3 separate regions of the Homo sapiens genome follow, and all the other regions are linked to region 1. The links are chromatin contacts, found by Hi-C or POLR2A ChIA-PET in ENCODE. All regions are on one chromosome and are shown on one strand. Each heading gives the region's core, a stretch centred on a gene start or an enhancer-like site at or near the end of the contact. The rest is flanking DNA. Distances are from core to core; before and after follow the strand shown. Region 1 holds the start of SNRNP40 (small nuclear ribonucleoprotein U5 subunit 40). Region 2 holds the start of ZSCAN20 (zinc finger and SCAN domain containing 20). Region 3 holds the start of SRSF4 (serine and arginine rich splicing factor 4).

The links. A loop is a pair of places that touch in the nucleus more often than their neighbours do. ChIA-PET counts read pairs that join two places held with the same protein, here RNA polymerase II (POLR2A). Pooled maps may share reads with other maps.
Region 2: a loop to region 1 is called in a map of CD4-positive, alpha-beta T cell, with 6 times the contacts of the local background. The contact joins the promoter of ZSCAN20 here to the promoter of SNRNP40 in region 1. A Hi-C loop is called at or near these places in 2 of 168 maps with a recorded cell type or tissue (CD4-positive, alpha-beta T cell and naive thymus-derived CD4-positive, alpha-beta T cell) and 7 of 50 pooled maps.
Region 3: a loop to region 1 is called in a map of naive thymus-derived CD4-positive, alpha-beta T cell, with 12 times the contacts of the local background. The contact joins the promoter of SRSF4 here to the promoter of SNRNP40 in region 1. A Hi-C loop is called at or near these places in 1 of 168 maps with a recorded cell type or tissue (naive thymus-derived CD4-positive, alpha-beta T cell) and 7 of 50 pooled maps. POLR2A ChIA-PET finds 5 or more read pairs at or near these places in 2 of 52 experiments (activated B cell and activated CD8-positive, alpha-beta memory T cell).

The regions. Positions count from the first base shown.
Region 1 is chr1:31,294,273-31,298,961 of GRCh38, forward strand. It overlaps SNRNP40 (small nuclear ribonucleoprotein U5 subunit 40), which reads right to left and starts at 2,516. Exons shown (of 10, transcript NM_004814.3): 1 at 2,339-2,516. The coding sequence starts at 2,479. It overlaps ZCCHC17 (zinc finger CCHC-type containing 17), which reads left to right and starts at 2,760. Exons shown (of 8, transcript NM_016505.4): 1 at 2,760-2,803. RefSeq lists an enhancer at 2,285-2,494.
Region 2 is chr1:33,470,643-33,475,331 of GRCh38, forward strand. It overlaps ZSCAN20 (zinc finger and SCAN domain containing 20), which reads left to right and starts at 2,003. Exons shown (of 8, transcript NM_001377376.1): 1 at 2,003-2,049. RefSeq lists a silencer at 1-260.
Region 3 is chr1:29,179,189-29,183,877 of GRCh38, forward strand. It overlaps SRSF4 (serine and arginine rich splicing factor 4), which reads right to left and starts at 2,712. Exons shown (of 6, transcript NM_005626.5): 1 at 2,458-2,712. The coding sequence starts at 2,564. It also overlaps a transcript of MECR not described here. RefSeq lists silencers at 2,311-2,500, 2,551-2,760 and enhancers at 2,765-3,402, 2,831-3,060, 3,403-4,040.

The DNA.
Region 1 (4,689 bases), core at 1,266-3,765:
TTTTTTCATAGCAAACGGATCCTCAGCATGGGTGAAGTAGTTTTGATTATGGTCTTGGACACCAAGATGACACTTGGGCAATTCATCTAAACATGGGCTGATATGCTCACTTGTCAAATGGGAGAAGTATACTACCCATAATCCCCAAATCTCTTCAGTACTTCCCAGCATTTTCATATTTATTTATTTATTTATTTATTTTTTGGGGAAGGAGTCTTGCTCTGTTGCCCAGGCTGGAGTACAATGGCGTGATCTCGTCTCATCGCAAACTCCGCCTCCTGGGTTCAAGCGATTCTCCTGCATCAGCCTCCCGAGTGGCTGGGATTACAGGCACCCACCACCAAGCCCGGCCAGATTCATTTAGTTTTAAAAAATGTTATGTGCAGGCTGGGCGCGGTGGCTCACACCTGTAATCCCAGCACTTTGGGAGGCTGAGGTGGGCGGATCACTTGAGGTCAAAAGTTTGAGACCAGCCTGACCAACATGGTGAAACTCCGTCTCTACTAAAAATATACAAAAATTAGCCAGGCATGGTGGCGGGCGCCTGTAATTCCAGCCACTCAGGAGGCTGAGGCAGGAGAATCGCTTGAACCCGGGTGGCGGAGGTTGCGGTGCACCGAGATTGCGCCACTCCACTCCAGCCTGGGTGACAAGAGCAAAATTCCATCTTAAAAAAAAAAAAAAGAAGTTACGTGCTAGGCACTGGGCAAACAGCAATGAACAAAATAAACAATGGAGCTCGCTGTTCCAGTGGGAAAGGGGGAAGGGAGAAGGGAAGGTGAGAGAAAACAAGCAAACTATATATGTGGTGTCATGTGCTATAGAGCAAAAGAAGGGATGGGGATGGTGGCTCATGCCTGTAATCTCAGCATTTTGGGAGGCCAAGGTGTGCGGATTGCTTGAGCTCAGGAGTGAAATCCTGTCTCTACAAAAAAATACAATTAGTTAGATGTGGTGGTGTGTGTCTGTGGTCCCAGCTACTCAGGAGGCTGAGGCAGGAGGATCACTTGAGCCCAGGTGGTGGAGGCTGTACTGAGCCAGTGGTCAACACAGAGAGATTGTCTAAAAACAAAAAAACAAAAAAAGAGAGAGAGAGAAGCAATGTGGGTTCCACAGTATGTGGTACTGCAATTTAAAATAGGGTGGTCAGGAAAATCCTCACTGAAAAAATTACATTTGGGCAAATATTCGCAGGAGCTGAATAGTAAACCATGTAAACATTTGTGAAGAGCAATCCCACAGAGAGGACAGCAAATGCAAAGGTCCTGAAGCAGAGGCTTGGAAGAGAGAGTAACTGAAGCCAGGTGAGCAATAAGAAATTGGTCAGAGAGGTAAAGGGAAAGAGGGCAAATAATTACAAGAATTTTGGTTTTTACTCTGGATGAAGTACAAAGCCACCAGAAAGTTTTCTGCAGAGTGTAATGTGATCTGATGTTTAGAAGGATTCCTTTGGTTATTGGCTTGGTAACAGGTGCTGATACAAAGGTAGAAAGTGGAAGACCAGTTAGGGTCCCACTACAAAAATGCCAGATGAGATAATAATGGCTTAGGCCATGAGGCAATGATGGAGATGGTAGAAGTAGCAATTCTAGACCTATTTTGAGGACGGTGCCAGCAGGATTTATTGAGGAGATGTGAGGACACTCGTATTTCCTCGTCTGAGCCTAAACAGGACATTAGAAGTGTGATCACTATTTCTATCTTACAAAAAATGTAGTTAGGAGCATGGTTTCTCAGTTCGAAATCTGCTTCTATCACGTACTTGGTAAGTCTGTTTTTCCATCTGCAAAATGGGTTAATAACGTTCCTAACAGGCTGCTACCAAGATCAATGGAAATTTCATATACGAAACACTTTAGTACAAGAGTCAATGAATGTTAGCTGCTATTTAGTTGTTAATAATACTAGTGCAGAGAAATAAAGGGAAAAGCAACTTGCCCAAAGTCCCAAAACGAGCCAACACAAATCATTTCCCTTTTTTCTTCCCTCCCTCATTCATTCATTCTACACACTCTTCGGAATTTTTGTTCTATGCCAGATCCATGTTAGAGTCAGGATGCTTAAACCCGGGTCAGGGTTTTGAGCCCAAGGTCCTCAACTCTAATTCTAATGCTATCTCAGGGCAGTCGAGAGGCTGAAAACGGGCGCCAAACGGGGGAACACGTACGCAGCATTCGCAGGCTATGGGGAGCTTTTACAGTGTTTATGTGCTTTAACTCTGCGTAGAAACTCTCGTTCTGCCCCCGCAATGCGGGAAAGGGTCAGGGATCACCAGATACAGCGCTCTGAGGGGAGGAAGATGAGCTGAGGGCCAAAGGCCGCCTGCTTCTTCACTTACCGCTTGCAGCAAGGCTCCCGGCGTCGCCTGCTGCTGCCCGGCTCCTGGGCCAGACCCCGCTCCCAACAGCAACTCATGCCGCTGCCGCTTGACTGGAACCAGCGGCAACTCTGGGCCCTTACGCTTCTGCTGTTCTATCATGGCGGCAACCGGTCTCTTCAGCGCCGCCACTGACCGCGCTGCCGCTCTCAGGCGCCACGCAATTGGTTCCAAATTAGTCCTTCCTCCACAACTTCCAGCTTGGAAGAACCAATCGGCTTTCAATATTTCCATTTGCACCGCCCTCGGATAGTCTCTTGTTATTGGGCATATCTTTCTGACGTCATGAGAGTGCGATACCAGGATTGGTGGACGGAGCTGGCGACCGCCCTAGGCGCGCTGGGTCTTGTGGGTGGAAACGCGCTGGCTGACTGGGGTCGGCGTTTAGTTCAGCGCAGCGACTCGGGGACCTGGAGCTGACGCCTAGTACGTATGAGGAAGAACGGGGTGGGTGGCTGCCTGAGTCTGGAGGCGACGCCTCGGTTGTGCAGTCTGAACCTGCCCTTCTCAGCTGAGGGTGCTGACAGCAAGGGGTGGGAGGCGGGCCCCGAGTCCCCAGCTGTGGTAAGTAGTAGCCTGGGCTCCCTTTCGGGGCAGGAGCGGAGCCTTGGGGTCTCTGGCGGCAAGACCCAGCCCCTGCGGCTCCCTTCTTCAAGAGCGCCCATCGTGGCCAGTCCTGTGCCGGGCATTCCCAGGGAGAAAGGCCTGCGTCCCAGCCTCCTCCGGTGCCCCATTTGGCCGAGGAGGCTGACTTGTTTCTGCCACTGATTTTGCAGTTTTTGATCAGGGCCTACTGTATGCCCCCCTGAGAGAGACAGTGATGAAGGAAATGTCCGACTCCTTCTCCAGAGCACAGTCTTGTTGAGAAATTTGAGACTCATGCCCATGAACGTGGTCATTGCCTCAGTCGTCCTGCTGATATTCATTTAGCAGCGCGTTGGGGGTATGTTGTGAACCGGGCACGGTCCCTACTCTCAGGGCGTTTAACTCTGGTGGGGAAAACGTTAAACAATGACCTCACTAATACATGGAAATGCCTCCTACTGCTGCCTGATGCTATGAGTGCCTGAAATAAGCAGGAAGGTTTTTCAGAGGAAAAGATGCCTGCGCTGGTAGCTGCAGGAAGTGTTGTAATTAATTAGGTGAAGAAGTGAAGGCAGAACCTTCCATAGAGAACTACTTGTTCAGAGCCCTGAGGCACTTGGGAGGAAAATGACTAAAAGCACAAAGAGCCAGTGTGGCTGGTACAAAGAGAATGAAGGGAGTATGGTACAAGATGAAGCTGTACGTGATAGCGGTCAGACCTTGCAGGAATTTGTAGCTTTTATTTTAAAACGGATGAGATACCACTGAGCCGTCTTCCCCCAGTGGGGTGTGGTGGAGGAGGGGACTTGATCCCTCAGGCTCAGTGGTGTGAACAGACGGGGGTTGGGGAAGCCCTAGTCGATGTATGTGGACCACTTGGGATATGCAGTAATCCTGGTCAGAGATGTCAGTGAGGACTGAGATATGGGTGGAACTGCAGAGAATTGGACAGATTCTAGAGGTATATAGGAGGTAAAATGGGTGGGACTTGGTGATGGGTTGATTTTAGGGAGTGAAGAGAGGAATCAAAGGTAACTCCTAGGTTTCTGGCTTATGTAGTTGAATAGATGGTGGTACCATTCACTCACTATCACGGAATCCCTCAAGCTGGATAGGGAACACTAGAAGATGATTAGAGACCAGTTTTTTTTTGTTTTTTTTTTTTTTTTGAGACAGGTTCTTGCTCTGTCGCCCAGGCTGGAGTGTGGTGGTGCAACCTTGGCTCACTGCAACCTCCACCTCCCAGGTTCAAGCAATTCTCCTGCCTTAGCCTCCCCAGTAGCTGGGATTACAGGCGCCTCCACTGTGCCCGGCCAATTTTTGTATTTTTGGTGGAGATGGGGTTCCACCATATTGGCCAGGCTGGTCTCCAACTCCTGGCCTCAAGTGATCCACCTGCCTCAGCCTCCCAAAATTCTGGGATTACAGGCCTGAGCCACTGCTCCCAGCTGAGATCAGTTTTTATTGATTGATTGATTGATTGTGTGGGGTCATTCATGACATCCAAGAGGCAGTTTGAAATACAGCTTTGTGCTCAGAAGAGAGATTTGTGTTGGGAATATAAAATTGGGCATAATTTGTATATACATGAATTGAGCCATAGGTGTGGGTAAGGTCAGCTAAGTCAGAACCTTGACTAGTTCCAACATTTAATGGTGAAGAACAGGTGAACCTACAGGAGATACAGAAGAAAGGAAGGAGGACTGGAAGAATGTCTCAGAAGCAAA
Region 2 (4,689 bases), core at 753-3,252, 2.2 Mb after region 1:
TTGAGGGCGAGGCGCGCCCTCTTGTGTCCTAATGATGTCCTCTCCTCTCTCTGCACACTCGCCTCCCTTCTTCCTCTTAGGGCAGATGATGCTGAAGTGGACACGTCCTTACCTGACCCTGCAAAGCTGCCTCTCCAGCTTCAGATCCTGACACTCTCTCAAATGTTTCCGGCTCCCTTGGCACCCCACACTGTTGCACTGTCCCTCCCCATCTCAAACCCTCCTACTTCCACATATGGTCTCTTCCTCATGCAGTGTAGGACCTTTGGAGTCACATGCCTAGGGGGTGACAAATCGCAGCCCTGGTTCTTATTGGCTCTGTGATCTTGAGTAGGTCACTTCGTTTCTCTAAGTCTCATTCCCTCTTTGTAAAGTGGAGCAAACAATACCAATCTCATAGGGCTACTGTGAGACTTCAACACCAAGGAGTATTTACGGGTTGTTATTATGTTTACTGAGTAAAATCACATGAGTTATTACTACAAATAAGTTGGAACATGTTTCACAGAGAAGGAATTTAAACTGGGTCGTTAAAGCTAAGAATTCTCCTATTTTAACACTAGCCAACATGCATTGAGCTCTTACCAGATGCTAGGTATTGTCAATTTTCCCTAAGCCGCATAACCATTGGTAATAATAATAATAGCTAATGATTATGTATATTATTGTATTTTCTATTTTTTAAAATAGAGACGAGGTCTCACTTCGCTGCCCAGGCTGGTCTCAAACTCCTGGACTAAAGCGATCCTTCCGTCTCAGCCTCCCAGAGGGCTGGGATTACAGGCATGAGCCTCCGTGCCTGGACTAGCTAATGATTATTAAACACTTTCTGTGTGTCAGACATGTGTCACGCTCTTTACATACCTTCTCCCATTTATTCCTCTCAACAACTGTCTCAGGAAGAGGCAAGTATTATCATTCCCATTTTACAGCTGGGAAAATGCAGGCATAAAGAAGCTAAGTAATTTGCCCAAGGTTTCACAACGCGGGTGGTATGACCTGCATCCTTCATTTGAAAGTAAGAACTTTCAGACACAAGCAGCTTGACTTCAGAGACTTTTACCTAAATAGTCTCATTTAACCTTCATAACACCCTGTGATGTAAGTTCTCTTACATTACTTGCATTTTATAGATGAAAATTCCAAAGACAAAATAGATGGCAGTAATTTGTTCAAGGCCACACAGCTGCGAAGTAGTTGAGTTGGGATTTGGATCCATGTCTGACTACAAAGCCCCCATTCTCAACACCACATTAGATTGTTCATGCCCCAAAGTATTCACAGTGGTACAGAGCACCCGCATTTATATGAGGATTATTTTGTAATAATGATTAACATTCTTCCAACACCTAGGAAGTGCCAAGCTCTGTACTAACTGATTTACATAATAATAGCTAACAATCGCTGTGCATTATTAGGAGCCAGGCCCTGAGCTAATCGTTTTAGGTGTATTATCTCATTGAAAGTTCACAAAACTCTGTGACATGGATGCCATTACTACCCTCATTTTATGGTTGAAGAGAACGAGGTTCAGAATTCTTCCAAAGTCACACAGCTTAGCTGTAAGCTGGAAATTAAAGCTACAACTGTCCAGTTCTCTCCTGCCTATCGGGCTGGTCACCTCTAGTCATTCTCTCTTCTTATTTCTTATTGTGTCTGCTTTGATCTTTCAGGGTCTGAGGCTCTCACTTCGACCCCTCAGTAGAACTGGGCCCCCTTCTGCTCGAGTGCCCTCCCATTGGGCGGTGCTGTTATCCGGAAGCCTATGGAAAAGGCCAGGATCGCAACAGGTCCCGCCCCCATGTGTCGCGCCCGTTCCGATTTGTTCCAGTGCCAGGGTCCGTTAGAAGATGACATATCTATTGGCTGAAGACGTCTGAAAGGCAGCAAACGGAGGGGGCCGCCCCCGGCGCTCGCGCGGTTCCTTCTGGGAATTGTGGTCTCAGACGTTCCATTCCCAGGGTGGCGCCGCTCGGACTCCGCGTCCCAGCATTCCCCGCACGAGCCCGGGAGCACTTCCGCCCTGTTGTGAAGTGGGTGTCTCGGTGGGTGAGTCCGGGTGGCGGGGCGGGGGCAGCTGAGACGCAGGCTCTGGGCTGGAGACTTAGGAGGTGGTGGTGACACAGGGGGCTGGGGAAGGTGAGAGGGGAGAAAGAAGCTTATATGTGGGGGTGGAGGGTGAGGGACGGTCAAAGGATGTAGAGGCCGGAGATGGGAAGGGTCATACAGGGGTCGGGGATGAGGAGGCGATAGAGGGCCCTGGGAATGAGGAGGGCCTTAGAAGGGTCTGAAGGTGAGGGGGTTGAGGGAGGTTTTGGAGGTGGGAGAGTCATAGAAAGGTCTGGAGACCACAGAGGAAAGGATAGAGGGTCTGGGGCCCTGGCAAGAAGTGAAGAGGGCCTGAGCTTGAAGCCCGACCTTAAAAATAGTGTTTCAATCTCTACCTTCCCATCTAGAACAAGCATATCTAATTTGTTACCTCCCTAATGATTGTTACCTCTGGAACCCAGTGGATGGGACTGGCTATTGTGTTCTGCCCCAAACCTGCACTTCTTTCCTTATGTCTTATGGAAGTCAGTGGCACGATCATCCCATTTACCTACCTACCTACCTACTTACCCACTGATTCCTCTTGCATTCTTCCACGTCCAAGGATCTTCCGATCTTTAATTTCTTTAATATCTTTTCAGTCGGCCTCTTTCTTGTAGGGTTTTCGCAGAAGCCTTTTCAGTTTCCCAGCATGAACACACACATTGCACCTAGTGTGATCTGTTTCACCTACAAATCTGATTATGCCTTCTGCTTGAAAACTTTCATTGGCACCCAGCACCTGTAAAGTCCAAACACCTTGTCCTTCATAAACTCCTTTTGCAGCCTAATCTTCATGCACCTCACACTCCAGGGCTGTCAAGGTTTTCCTCGTTTCCTGGGTAGGCCATTTGGTTTTCCATCATTATATATGCTGTTCTCTCAGCTTAGAATATTCTCTCCTTGCCCTTCACCTTCTTTGCCAAGAGAACTTCTTTAACTTAAAAAAATTTCAACTCTTACTTTGCTCAATTCCCTTAAGCAAATTAAGTCACCCCCAACCCTCAGCTCCCATAACTTCTCCTATTACCACATTTGATCATAATTATCTGTGAAGTGTGTGTCTCTTCCATTAGACTGTGAACATCTCCAGGACAGGAACAGTGTCTCAATCACCTCTGTTTCCCCATTGCCCAGTCTAGAGCAGTAAACACTTGATGTAAAGCAGTAAATACTTGATGTATGTATGTGTGAATGAAGACCATGCAGGGTAAGCTTTGCTATACCAGCCTTGAAGACTTCTATTGCCAGTGGATTTCCAGGGCAGGAGCTTTAGTCTTCCTCTGCCTGGCAAGGCTATCTGCTGGAAGCTGAAGCTGATTCATTGCCAATGGGAGTTTAAGCCAGGGGTGACAAATACATGGAATGTGTGCTGCCAGTGCCCCTTCCTGTGTCCCTGGCAGTCATGGCTAATTGGTTGGTTCTCAGCACATATTCACACTGTACTCAGAGCCCTCAGCACACTACTCTAGGCAGCCACTTCCAGTTGATTGAAGTTTCTGCTTTAAATGAAACCTATTTGCTCTCCCTGGCTTAAGCCCTTATGTGTGAGGTCAGGTCAGACTGCTTTAAGCCATAGCTTGGACTGTCAGCCAAATGGGCCTGACAGCCTTTAAGAGTTCCCAGTTTTTTCTCTTTGGAGGTCACAGACCAGTCTTGGCCTTTCCTGTGGAACTGGAGAGCATCTTCTCTTCCCTTTTCACTGAGTGGGCTCCTCATGACCACGTTCATACTTACTGCCCTAGGAGTCAAGATGCCCCTCAGCTTCCCTGTGTTTGTAAAGACATCTTGATTTTGATGGCAGTCAGCACTTATCCCTCATGACCTGGGAGGCTCTGTACTCTTTCTAGGTCTTTCTGGATATTGGAAGAGAGCTTTGAGATCACTTAGCTGAATCTAAGTGGCAAAGCGACAGCCCATGCTGAATGAAGTCCACCATCATGCTTTATTTAATCTCATAGTGTGTGAAAAAATTTTGAGTTGGTTACCAACATTTAAAAATCCAGAGTGCTAGTTTCTTTTGGAAAAATCAGCAGGCTTAGGAATATTCTGGGCATATGTTCCCCTGGCACTCTATAGTTGGCTGTAGTGCCCACCCAGTTCATTTCAGTCATTGACTCATTTACATTGCTAGGTCCTTATACCCATTTAAACTTGTAGCCACTGACTCTAGTCTCCCTTCTCCCTTGCTCTACCCCATCATACTAATTGGGGAACCTAGGGCAACTGCTGAGTAAGATCAGGCTGTAAGCTGCAGCCTAGCTAGGCAGCCACAGGGGCTACATAACTTGTCCAAAGTAACACAGCTGATTAGTGGCAGGAGTGGAACTAGAACCCCAGTCTGCTCACTCCTGCCTTAATGTTCTTTCCATTCTCCCGTACTGTCATCTTAAGAGTTTGGATGACTAGCACACATAGAGGAGGCTATAAGACATGGTTAAGAAAAATGATTGGAGAAAAGGGATCTCGGCTTAGACCCTAACTCTACCACTTGCTAGTTGTGTAACCTTAAGTGAATCTTCATAAACACTCAGTTTCCCTTTAGGTAATTGAGGATATAGTGCAGTCATACCTTATCAGATAATAATATTCTAAGGGTGA
Region 3 (4,689 bases), core at 1,462-3,961, 2.1 Mb before region 1:
TCGTTGTTTCTGGTTTATGTTGTTAAATTTCTAGATTCTTCATAAGGCTTGATCCATGCTAGATTGTTTATTATTTTTCATAATTGCTTCTTACTGGACCATGTCTTCAACACCAATTATGACATTAAAAAAATATTTTTTCCCTATTCATCAAAAAGCAAAAAAAGTCAGCATTGTACTTATTTTATTAGAGATGGGGGTCTTGCTGTTACCCAGACTGGAGTGCAGTGTCACAATCATAGCTCACTGTAGCCTTGAAATCCTAGGCTGAAGTGATCCTCCTGCCTCATCCTCTGAAGTAGCTAGGACTATAGGCGAGTGTCACCACGCGTGGCTAATTAAAAAAATTTTTTTCTTAGAGATGGGGTCAGGCTGGTCTCAAACTCCTGGCCTGAAGTAATCTTCACACTTCAGCTGGGATTGCAGGCACAAGTCACCATGCCTGAGCCCCAACTACGACATATACTATTCCCAGAAACCTAAATTTCTTCACTTCAAGCTCTAATCTATTCTTCAAAGCCATTTCAACACATCTTTTCAAGCAAATCATTCCAAGTTTTACTAGAGTTTAAAGCGAAAGCAAACATTTCTTAATTCAAAGTGCACATGTCATAATGCTTAATTTATTCAAGAGCAGAACTGTTTTCTGCCTCCTCCCCCAATTCATTTAGCACAGTGGTGGACATTTTGTTGATGGGTTATCAATACATTTGGTTGATGAATCAGTTTCCCATTAACAGTCTTGTCATTTCCTGCACACTATCACCTGAGTAACATTAGAAAAGACCTCACCAAACACGCTTTATGTTATCAAACACCAACAAGCAAAGATGTTTCCTCATCCCTCTGATTATAGCTGCCACTTACTGCCTAAGCCAAATGCTTTACATTTATTATCTCTAATCTTCCTTTTCCACATGAATGAACAACCAGGTTCAGAGAAGTAACTTGCCCATACGTAGTAAGTGGTGGAACCAGGATTTGACTTAGGCCTGGCTGGCTTCAAAATCCACACTTTGTCCACAAAAGTTAGTTATGCTGTCAATTTAGCTGGGCTCTGAAAAAAACTGGAGTTTCAACTTTCACATATATGGTATGTATACAATAACGTCTACCCGCCACTTCAATATATCCTTAAGAACTGAACGTTTTACTGTAGAAAAGGAGTAGTTTTTAAAGCCTTTTACTGTAAAAGAAATCAGTACTTTACTAAAGACGTCCTCAGAAAGAAAACGATTCTAATAATTAATTTGAAATGGCTTTTTAAACCCAAATCATCATTTGAGAATACGGTAGCTACCAGTTTTCTCATACGTGAAACATACTTAGGTAACTTTCAAAATGTTTCAGGTGTCAGTTACTAGTATAACCCTGGGGAGTAAACGGTAGCTATATTACAACTGTTGCAAAGTAGAGTTTCTTTTTTAAGCCAAGAGTTCTCTAACACCCAAGGTTTAGTGCCCTAAAATGTCACCCCAGTCCTTTTAATTTTATATCCATGCCTTCCAAGCCCTACCTAACATCTGGTTCCCAGTTTTCCCCGTTGAGTATTTTCTCCAGGCCTGATTCCTCAACAGTTTTCCCTAAAACCTGTAGCTCATGCTGGCACTATTTTTGCCGAAGTAGATTAAGAATACAAGTAATAGATCATACTCTGGGGGAGGCAGTAAGTTAACAATTTCGTCTCCGTCTGCGTTAACCAGACGCAGATACTAGCCAGGGTGGCCACTATTCTCCTAACAAATTCTACAACGGCCAAGCAATTTTTCGGTAAGTTGGAAAACGGAAACCACAGCGTGGAAACTCTGCACGGAGTCTTAAAGATAAGAAGTTAAGACTTTAATTTACTCTTGCAGAGGGAACGGTGAAGGCTTTCAGCACGGCAAGACGATACTTTCGAAACTGTCACTAGACTACTCAAACTGGAGTCTCCCGCCCAAAAAAGCGTGGCACACGGCTAAAAAGGGCCTCCCTCCAAGGCTCCAGTCCTCGGGGAAGACGGCGCTGTGACCGTCTGATCCATGAGACCGGGCAAGAGGTGAAAGGGAGCAGGAAATCCTGTTTATTTCCAGTAGTCCTCAGAGCGGGAAAGGTTGGTGTCTACCCAGAAACGAATAGGGCCCCAGTTCCGGGCCTAGGAAGGGAAAACCCAGGTCTCCCGGGCGCCCTGGAGCTGTGCCCCCCTGCCCGGAGCACCAGCCCCACTCGGGCTTTCCTTCTCCCCGTCCCACTCAGGGCCTCAGCACAGCTCCCATTATGCCTCCACCACCCCCACCCGCGCAGGCGCAGTGGGAACCGGGGCCTACCCGCGCCCCCGAGGCGCCGCCACTATGGCGGAGCCTGGCCAGGCCGGTAGCCGCTCCGCGCGGACCAGGCGTCCCTCTCCCGTCCCCGCGGCCTCCCCACCACCTATGGGGTCTGTCCCCGCCCGGCCGGACCCTCTTTCGCCCTCCTCACCCGTTCTTCAGATCCACCTCCAGGATCTTCCCGTAGCCCTTAAAGAAGCGCTCCACATCGCGCTCCCGGGCCTGGTAGCTCAGGCGGCCGATGTACACCCGCGGCATCCCGGCAACGGCAGTGATGGCTGGCCCCGGCCCCAGCCCCCCTTAGGCGGCGGCGGGCAAAGCGAGAGCACGGCGGCAGCGGCGGCGGCGGCAACGGGCGGGCGGCGGGACGGACGCAGCCGAACCCCGGCGACGTACGCGAGCACGCAGCTCGCGAGCGCGCGCTTCCACTTCCCCCGCCCTTCCCCGAGGCGGAAGGTAACCGGAGAGAGCGCGCGTTCGCTTCCCGCTCGGCCAGGACTGGGGGAGGAGCTTGCCCGGGGGCGCGCCGACGTGCGGCGGGGCAAGGTGATCGACAGGCGGCGCTGCGGCACGTCCTCGCGCGAGCTCGCCAAAGGGGTTCCTGCACCGCCTTCCGCAGCCAGCTGGCTTCGCCCCTCCCCCGGAAGTGTCCGCACCTCCTAGAGCCCAGCGAGCGAGCGTTTGTGCTTTTGTCCTTTGAACCGGGTGTGGTTTGGATTTCGGAGCTGGAGCTTTGGAATCAAACCTAGCTTCCAAACGATTGTGTACCCGTGACCTTGGGCTTGTTACGCGCGATGTCTCGGACCCTCCTTTATCTTTTCTGTAAAAGGGGGAGAGTAGTTCCTACCTTCCAGAGTTGTCTTGAGAATTATATGAGAATACGTACATAAAGCACTTAGTAGTTTTGTCATATCAAGTGCCCAATAAATGAGACCAGTATTATTTTTAAGAGGACACTGCTTAAATAGAAGCAGTGTGAGAAGCGGAGAAGGCTGGAGCTTTGGAGCTAGACTAGGCATGACGCCGAGTAAATTACTTGACCACAATCCAACCTATTTTTTTTTTTTTGAGACGAGTTTCGCTCGGTCGCCCAGGCTGGAGTGCAGTGGCGCGACCTCAGCTCACTGCAACCTCCGCCTCCCGGGTTCAAGCGATTCTCCTGCCTCAGCCTCCAGAGTAGCTGGGACTACAGGCGCCCGCCCCCACGCCCGGCTAATTTTTGTATTTTTAGGAGAGAGGAAGTTTCACCATATTGGCCAGGCAGGTCTCAAACTCCAGACCTCAGGTGATCCGCCCGCCTTGGCCTCCCAAAGTGCTGGGATTACAGGCGTGAGCCACTGCGCCTGGCCTATCCAGTCTATTTTCTAACCTGTAAAATTAGAATAATGTATACCCATCTCAAGGATTACACAGGTCACTAAATGGGGTAGTGTATGTGAAAGTACTTGGAACAGTGTCTGAAACATGGTAAGAGCTCAATAAATATTGGTTCCCTTCTCACTAACGCCATGTACCTAGAACCATAAAGGGTTTTGTTTCTTTGCTTGTTTTTGTTTTTTGAATATTTTGAAAGGATAACTCAAGGTTCAAATGATACACAGTGAAAAGTCTTCGCTGTCCACCAGCCACTTAGTTTCTCTTCCCAGAGGCAGTTTCTGAAATGTCCTTTAGGAGGTTAATTTACCCTTATAAAACAAATAGTAGGATACTATACATATGGTTCTACACAAAATATATTTTGAAAATCATTCCTTAAGAGTATAAAAGGACTAGTTTTATGGTTCATACCATTTTATACACAGTAATTTATTTAGCCAGTGCCCTGGTGAAGGACATTGAAATAAGTTCCAACCTTTTGTTATTACACTGCTGCAGTAACTTTGCATTTCTCTCTCTCTCTTTCTCTCTCTCTCTATATATATCATCTATTCCTAGAAATAGGATATTTGGGTCAGAGTTTTGATAAGTTATTGCTCAATTCCCCTTAAGTGGCTGTTTCCTCATATCCTCATCAACACCGTGTTATCAAACTTTTTGATCTTTGCCAATCTGAGAGGTGAAAAATGTTATCTCCAAGTGGTTTAATTTGCAAATATCATATTTTGCAGAGATATGAGTCTTTCTTCATATGTTTGAGATATATTTTCCTATTTCTGTCTGTGTATATCCTTTACCCATTTTTCTTATTCATAGGTGCTCACTATATATTAGGAAAATCAGCTCTTTGTCAAATGAGTTGCAAATATTTTTTCCATTTGTTGACTTTTGACTTTGCCAAGAGTGTTTTTTAGCCATGCAAAAACATTAGATATTTATGGGATCAATTTATCCATCCTTTATTTTTCTTTGATTCTGGATTTTATTTTTAAATTTTTATTTATTC